Linked DNA regions of Homo sapiens: all the other regions are linked to region 2. The links are chromatin loops, found by intact Hi-C in ENCODE. Cell type or tissue: endothelial cell of umbilical vein. All regions are shown on one strand.

Evidence for each region. A loop is a pair of places that touch in the nucleus more often than their neighbours do. Peaks named below come from ENCODE experiments on the same cell type or tissue, not always from the same donor. Only the 100,000 strongest peaks of a DNase experiment are listed, where the experiment ranks them.
Region 1: a loop joins it to region 2, with 4 times the contacts of the local background. A loop is called at or near these places in 6 of 110 quality-filtered maps.
Region 3: it touches region 2 in a loop (3-fold over the local background); 2 of 110 quality-filtered maps call a loop at or near these places.

The regions. Positions count from the first base shown.
Region 1 is chr6:142,231,442-142,233,941 of GRCh38, forward strand. No RefSeq gene overlaps it. Among named protein-coding and RNA genes, the nearest start is that of LINC02919, 27 kb to the right of the region's middle. In endothelial cell of umbilical vein, a CTCF peak has its summit at 1,216; a DNase peak (open chromatin) is centred at 1,210.
Region 2 is chr6:142,300,602-142,303,101 of GRCh38, forward strand. It overlaps ADGRG6 (adhesion G protein-coupled receptor G6), which reads left to right and starts at 1,406. Exons shown (of 25, transcript NM_198569.3): 1 at 1,406-1,730. The coding sequence starts at 1,729. RefSeq lists a silencer at 1,196-1,335. In endothelial cell of umbilical vein, CTCF peaks have their summits at 1,324 and 1,531; DNase peaks (open chromatin) are centred at 440, 1,260, 1,740 and 1,980; H3K4me3 peaks cover 2,303 bases; H3K27ac peaks cover 2,500 bases.
Region 3 is chr6:142,399,746-142,402,245 of GRCh38, forward strand. It overlaps ADGRG6 (adhesion G protein-coupled receptor G6), which reads left to right. Exons shown (of 25, transcript NM_198569.3): 11 at 740-851; 12 at 2,249-2,313. Among named protein-coding and RNA genes, the nearest start is that of ADGRG6, 99 kb to the left of the region's middle. In endothelial cell of umbilical vein, no CTCF peak of the experiment used is centred here; a DNase peak (open chromatin) is centred at 956; H3K27ac peaks cover 1,613 bases.

The DNA of each region.
Region 1 (2,500 bases), 69 kb before region 2:
CGTCTTGTGCCTATTTTCAAAGGGAATAATGCTTTCAGTTTTTGCCCATTCAGTATGATATTGGCTGTGGGTTTGTCATAAATAGCTCTTATTATTTTGAGATACATTCCATCAATACCTAGTTTATTGAGCATTTTTAGCATGAAGGGCTGTTGAATTTTGTCAAAGGCCTTTTATGAGGCTAGCATCATCCTGATGCCAAAGCCTGGGAGAGACACAACAAAAAAAGATAATTTTAGGCCAATATCCCAGAAGTACATTGATGCAAAAATCCTCAGTAAAATACTGGCAAACTAAATCCAGCAGCACATCAAAACGTTATCCATGACAATCAAGTTGGCTTCATCCCTCGGATTCAAGGCTGGTTCTACATATGCAAATCAACAAACGTAATCCATCACATAAAAAGAACCAATGACAAAAACCACATGATTACTGCAACAGATGCAGAAAAGCCCAAAAGCTTCTTAAGCTGATCAGCAACTTCAGGAAAGTCTCAGGATATAAAATCAATGTGTACTGGGCATGGTGGCTCATGCCTATAATCCCAGCACTTTGGGAGGCCAAGGCAGGCAGATCACCCGGGATCCGGAGTTAGAGACCAGCCTGGCCAACATGGCAAAACCACGTCTCTACTAAAAATACAAAAATTGGCCGGGCATGGTGGTGGGCACCTGTAGTCCCAGCTACTTGGGAGGCTGAGGCAAGAGAATTGCTTGAACCCCAGGAGGTGGAGATTGCAGTGAGGCGAGATCAGGCCACTGCACTCTAGCCTGGGTGACAAAGCAAGACTCCATCTCAAAAAAAGGAGTCACTTCCAAGATGGCCAAATAGGAACAGCTCCAGTCTGCAGCTCTTAGTGAGATGGAGGGCAAGCTGAAGTAGGGCAGGGCATCGCCTTACCCAGGAAGTGCAAGGGGCTGGGGGATTTCCCTTTCCTAGCCAAGGGAAGCCGTGACAGACTGTACCTGGAGAAATGGTACACTCCTGATCAAATACTGCACTTTTCCCACAGTCTTAGCAACTGGCAGAATAAGAGATGCCCTCTCGTGCCTGGCTTGGCAGATCCCATGCCCACGGAGCCTTGCTCACTGCTAGCGCAGCAGTCTGAGATCAACCTGCAATGCTGCAGCTTGACAGGGGGAGGAGTGTCTGCCATTGCTGAGGCTTGAGTAGCTCACAGTGTAAACAAAGACGCCAGGAAGCATGAACTGAACAGAGCCCACCACAGCTCAGCAAGGCCTACTGCCTTTATAGATTCCACCTCTGGGGGCAGAGCATAGTAGAAAAAAAGGCAGCAGACAGCTTCTGCAGACTTAAATGTCCCTGTCCGACAGCTCTGAAGAGAGCAGTGGTTCTCTCAACATGACGTTCGAGCTCCGAGAATGACAGACTGCCTCCTCAAGTGGGTCCCTGACCCCCGTGTAGCCTGACTGGGAAACACCTCCCAGTAGGGGCCAACAGACACCTCAAACAGGCAGGTGCCCCTCTGGGACGAAGCCTCCAGAGGAAGGATCAGGCAGCAATATTTGCTGTTCTGCAGCCTCCACTGGTGATACCCAGGCAAACAGGGTCTGGAGTGAACCTCCAAATGAGTCTTTTGAGAAGAAGGAGCACATATTATTCGAGGTGTGTTTAATACAGTCACAATTTACCTTCTCAGGAAAGTCTTAGTGTTTAGGCATTTAAATTCTTATACTACTTGGGGAATGTATTAGTCAGGGTTCTCTAGAGGGACAGAACTAATAGGATAGATAGATAGATATAAAGGGGAGTTTATTAAGTATTAACTCACTTGATCACAAGGTTCCACAATAGGCCATCTGCAAGCTTGAGGAGCAAGGAGAGCCAGTCCGAGTCTCAAAACTGAAGAACCTGGAGTCCCATGTTTGAGGGCAGGAAGCATCCAGCACAGGAGAAAGATGTAAGCTGGGAGGCTAGGCCAGTCTCTCCTTTTCCCTTTCTGCTTTATATTCACTGGCAACAGATTAGATGGTGCCCACCAAATTAAGGGTGGGTTTGCCTTTTCCAGCCCACTAACTCAAATCTCAAATGTTAATCTCCTTTGGCAATGCCCTCACAGACACCCCCAAGACCAACACCAATCCAATCAAATTGACACTCAGTATTAACCATCTCAGGGAAGATGAATAATCCTAGAAACTTGAATTCAGTCCTAATGAAGTGTAAAAAGCTTTAGTAGTGTTGATGAAGGTGATCTAAACTCTTTGATTCACAAACTCTTAAAGAAGGAAGGGACCTCAAAGATGATATTTTCCAGTCCTTCCATTTTACAAAGGATGGACCTGAGACCCAGGAGAGATGCAGTTATTTACTCGGGATCACACAGCTGGTTAGTGAAAGAGTAAAAACCAAAACACCTCTGACTCTCTTCTTATATCACGTTCTGAAGACTATTTCAAAATGATTCAGCTGGCTAAGCACATTTTGAAATTTGACATTTTCCTCAAAATACATGTGTAAGTCCAGCGGGGATCAT
Region 2 (2,500 bases):
AATTTCTTTGGGACTATACCGTGTAATAGCGACTGACTCAAAAGGGTAGTCTGGAAACCTAATCTTAGCCCCTGGTCACCTCTAGCTAGTGTGCACAGACCTCAGATCTTGTCAGTCTCATTTCCCTACCTGTTAACGTGAGACAGTTGGGCAGAAGAACTTTAGCTTCCCTTAAATGCTACAACTCAGCGTCTCTATTAATCATACCGTTTATTCATCAAAATGAATACTGATAAAAATGACAAGTAGAACACACCCTAGATGTTCAGGCCTCTGGAATTGGTGGCAGCGTTCCAGCTTCCTTTCTGCCTGTAACTGTGAGTAAGTCCTGCTTTACCTCCTTCCCACCCCCCGCACCCACCAACAGCTCTCTATCATAAGCTAATCAGCTTGAAATAATTGTTAGGGCACTTCTGTGTATGGCCTGTGCATGTGCCAGTGTGTACACCGTGCAAGCTGAGCTGTTGAGGTTCTGGATGTGCATACAGCCCTGGCACCGGAAGGTTTGCCTCTAGCATTTTGTGGACTAACTCTGGCAGTACACAATGGGAAGAAAACCTCTTTCCAAGTGTGAGCCCTTCTCTCTTCTCATTCCCAAGGAGGTGTGTCCAGATCCCTTTGCCAGACAGCTACTTTACAGGAGCATTGGAGAGCAGGCAGCTAACTTTCCCCAACAAGCAGCTGGATTTACGTTGGCAAATCAATCCCTCTCAATAAAATGTTATGTGACCATCTTCCCAGCCCCCCGTTAAAATCCCTTCATTTTTTCGAGCAAGCGAACTAGTCAGAGAAGACAGAAAAGTTAAGTAAAGAAAGTGGCAGAAAAGTGAAGCAAAGCAACAGCCCGGGAGCGTGGCGGGGGGACCCGCGCGGGGACTCGGGTAGGCTGCAAACGCTGGGGAGATGCCACAGGAGCGCCTGCCTTCCCAGCTTCTCCTTTCTCTCGCCGAGGGTCTCTGGGGTTCAGCGCTCCCGGCGTTTCGGCGACCTCCGGGTCCGCCCTGTCCCCTCCCAGCTGGGGAGCTGAGCCCGGCTCTGCGCCCATCGCCGACCCCGGCCACTCTCCCTTCGCTGCTCGCTCCAAAAGCGCCTGTCCCGCCCCGCGGGGCGACTTCTCCCTTTCGGCCCTGGGGTTGAAGATCCTGTGTGGGGCAGCTGCGCCTTCGGGACAGCCCCAGCCGCGGAGCGCCCAGACCAGGGCAGCCGGAGTCGGGTCATACGCCGCACGCCGCCGGGGCCGCCGCACCTGAGCCCAGCTCCAGTCACGCCGGAAGCGCGGGCGGAGCGCACGGGTCCGGGGAGAGTCGCCTGCGCCCGCGAGGGGGACCCAAGTACCTAGGGTGGTGGCCGAGTCCCGCCTCCCGCCAGCGGGGGCGAGGACCTGCGACGCGCACCCCTGCCTGGCCCGGTCTCCTCAGCACCAGCCCCACGCACACCCTACTTCCTCAGCTTCTCGCCCTCACCCTGCCAACTTCCCTGCGAGGAGGGACCTGCCGCCAGCCTGCTTCCTCGTCCGCAGGCCCTGCGCTGAACGCTGCCGCGCCCAGGGTTCACCTTGCGCCGTCGGGAAAGCCCATGAACTCTCCAGAAACGGCGTAAAGGAGGGTCCCGCCGCGGCGCAGGGCTGGGGCGCCTGGGTTCCCCCTGGGTGGAGCAGCGGCAGCAGAGCGGGAAAGTGGTGGAGGATGATCTTGCGGCCAAAGGGGACCTCGGCGCAGTAATGTCAACATGTAAGTCTCACCTTTCAGCTTGGAATTCCTTCACTCTTTTATCTGTGTCCACCTTCTGTCGCCCCCTCCCCGACCACCCCACCCTCAAGAGAAATGATTTTATAAGGACTTCAACTGCACGGAGGGAATAAACCGGTTTGTCTTCAGTTTGCCCCTCGAGGCACTGAGGAGTAGGACTATTGCCAAGTGGAGTTGTGACATGTGTGTGTGGCTGTTTTTTTTCCCCCAGCGAGGTAAACCTCACATTTGGGCGGTGTAAAGCCTAATAAGAAGGGCAGGGCTTCAAGAATGGGGAAAACGTGTTTTCAATTCAAATTAAACAAGGAGTAACAGGCACCGCTCCTCAGTCCAGAGGCCTGGCCCTGCCAAGAAGGCGCTCTCCGGAATCAACACCTGGGGGCTTGGAAGGTACTAGTATGCCGAGAAAATGTTGACTTTACACATTGTCACCATTGACTGTAGAAGTTATTCTTGGATCTTTGGGGTGTTTGAATTTTTTTAAGGTGTGCAGAAAATGTTTTCAGTGTGCTTTGTAGTTTAGGAAGTAATTAAGGGTTACGCCACGTTACGTGATAGGATTTGAGGGGACTTCCATAGACTTATGGGGGGCGTGGGGAATTGGGGCATTGAAACAGAGAAACCTAAAAGGTTTTGCCTCCATAGAATTGTCATCCTAATGGTGAGGTGGCGCACAGCGACCCCATGAAAGGGTCGCCAAGCACCGTCTGGCTTTCCAGAATGGGAAAAGGAAGATTGTACTCCAAAGGGCC
Region 3 (2,500 bases), 99 kb after region 2:
AGTTGGTGATGACAGTACTTGTTCCCAGAAAACTGATATAACTCACTAATGCTCAGTACTGAAATACAAGAGTTTATTGTTGTTGTTGACGTATTGCTGTTACTTTGATATCCTTTAAAATGTAGAATCTGAATCATTGATGTCATGAGGCTTACTTAGAGAGTCGTCAAACAAAAAGTCAGATGATGTGAGGATAAAGAAGTCTGAGAGTTTGTTGGTTTGCAGGTGACTTCCTGTGTCCCCCTTAGTTAGCTTCCAGGCAGGAGAGGCTATCAGAGCAGCTGGAACATTTTCTATAAAATAGCCACACAACTCAAAGAAGACACTATTGAGGCATCATTTCTAGGCTTTCCCCTTTGAAAAAAATCAAATTACATTTTGAATTTTTCAGGATTGTTTTCCTTCTCTGTAGGGTTTATTTCTTTGAATAAAACTAGTATCTGCTAATGATTAGAATGATAATGTATGTTTCATGTTTATACTTACATAACTGTGTTTTTTACTTAAGGTTTTGTCCAATGTAATGATTTTTGGATTTGAAGTGTATTAAATGTTAATGTTTTTTCTAACTTCTAATTTTTTTTTTTACAAATTCTGAAGATAAACACTAATATTTTGGTATTACATTAAAGAAATACCTAATTACCAGCATTGTCATTTTGCTTTCATCCTGCATCTCTAATCTCTAACTTTAAAAAATAGGTGAATATTTCTCATGCTGGTTCTTATGTTCATATAGGTCATTGTCTTGCCATGGAGGAACCCAAAGGCTACTACTGGCCATCTATCCAACCTTCTGAATACGTTCTTCCTTGTCCAGACAAGCCTGGCTTTTCTGCTTCTCGGATATGGTAATATTTTCACTGACTCTTGCCAGCAAAGCTACATGTTATCAGCCTTCCCAGGGTTATACGTGCAGCACGGTAGTTCTTAGGCATTATATTGATTGCAAAGAAGGGCAGGAATCTCTGTGTATGCCTGTATCATTCACTCCTGGGGAATAAAGATAACATAAGTGGATGACTCAGAAAGGCAGTGTTTTCCTCCCAGCCACATGCTAATCAAGCCCTTTCACAGAAAAACTGAAGAGTTTAGAAGCCAGTGGGTAGCACCAGAGCAAAGTACCTTGTATGTGGATGAACCTAGCCTACCCTTGGAACATGCGTCTGGAATTCCGAAACTTTTTAACTATTTTGACTGATTATTGCTGGAATGGGGAGAGGAGGCAAAGAGGAAATGAAGACAAGATCCAGATTGGGATAGTCTGCTGATGGAAACTGTCAGGGTGTAGATTTTCTCTAAATGTTTAACAGAAACCTCAGAGACTAGATAATTGCAGGGATTCATGGAATAGCAAGTCAAATCCATTTCTCTACCCACCTCACTCCCAATTAGAGTTTTCCTGGGGGAAATTCAGAAATGGAAACTGCCTAAGCATAAATACTTTGCATACTATAAATATTGCTGGGTTTGACACTTTGTAGGGAGCAAAGAAGGGGACTGTAGAGATGTATGGACTTGAGTTTGAAATGTGGCTCCATCTCTTCCTGGCTGTGAGAACTTGGAAAATTCGTTGATTTACCAAATTCCATTTAATCTTCTATAAGATGTGAATTATAATCTGCTTTGCAGAGTTATGTGAACTCAAAATCAGATTTTACCTGTAAAGTTCTTAAAGCAGTACTTGGCCAATGTATCCTAGGTTAGGATACTGCTGGTATTTTGTTTCCAAGATGCATGCTACTGATTTTTTTCCCATAAGAATTTTTAGCATGAAATTTATTTCAGTGCATTACAGTTTTATTTTCAAAGGAAACTTAACCTAGAAATCAAGGCAAATCCCAAAAGTTATTAACTAATCTTTTCAGTTCTAATATCATTTATAGGAAAACAGGAAAAGAAAACTTGTAGAAGGAAATAGTGCAAATGGAGAAACAAACTGGGGTGAGAGAGGAGAGAATAAGGAAGGGTGAGAAGAATGAGGTGGAGAAATGGAGAGAATTTGGGAACATTGTATAGATAGGGTGATAAACAGAAATAGGCTAGAGAGATAGAACGTAGACATATAAACAGGTACAGAGATAAACAGAGAATTAAAATGGAAAGAGTGAGAAGCTCAGTATCTTAAAGGGAAGCTTGTCCATTGATCATATTGTAATAAATGTATATATCATGTAAAAATCCCTTTAAGCAGTACAAAATAATACCAGTTATATCAAATATTTAAAATATCTATTTTGTTTCATAGTTTTTACAATGCTACCAACCCATTGGTAACCTACTGGGGACCTGTTGATATCTCCAACTGTTTAAGTAAGTGAGCAGTTTTCCTTTATTTCTCAAGGACAAAATGACATGACTTCATGCTTCATGATTTTCATTGTCTTCGAGAATATTCTTCTGCTCTGTGATACTGTTTTCATATTAAAAGGCAAATGATTGTTTCACTTAAGACAGAAAATACTTTTTACTCTCATTTTAACTTTCTGTTCTGTAGGGG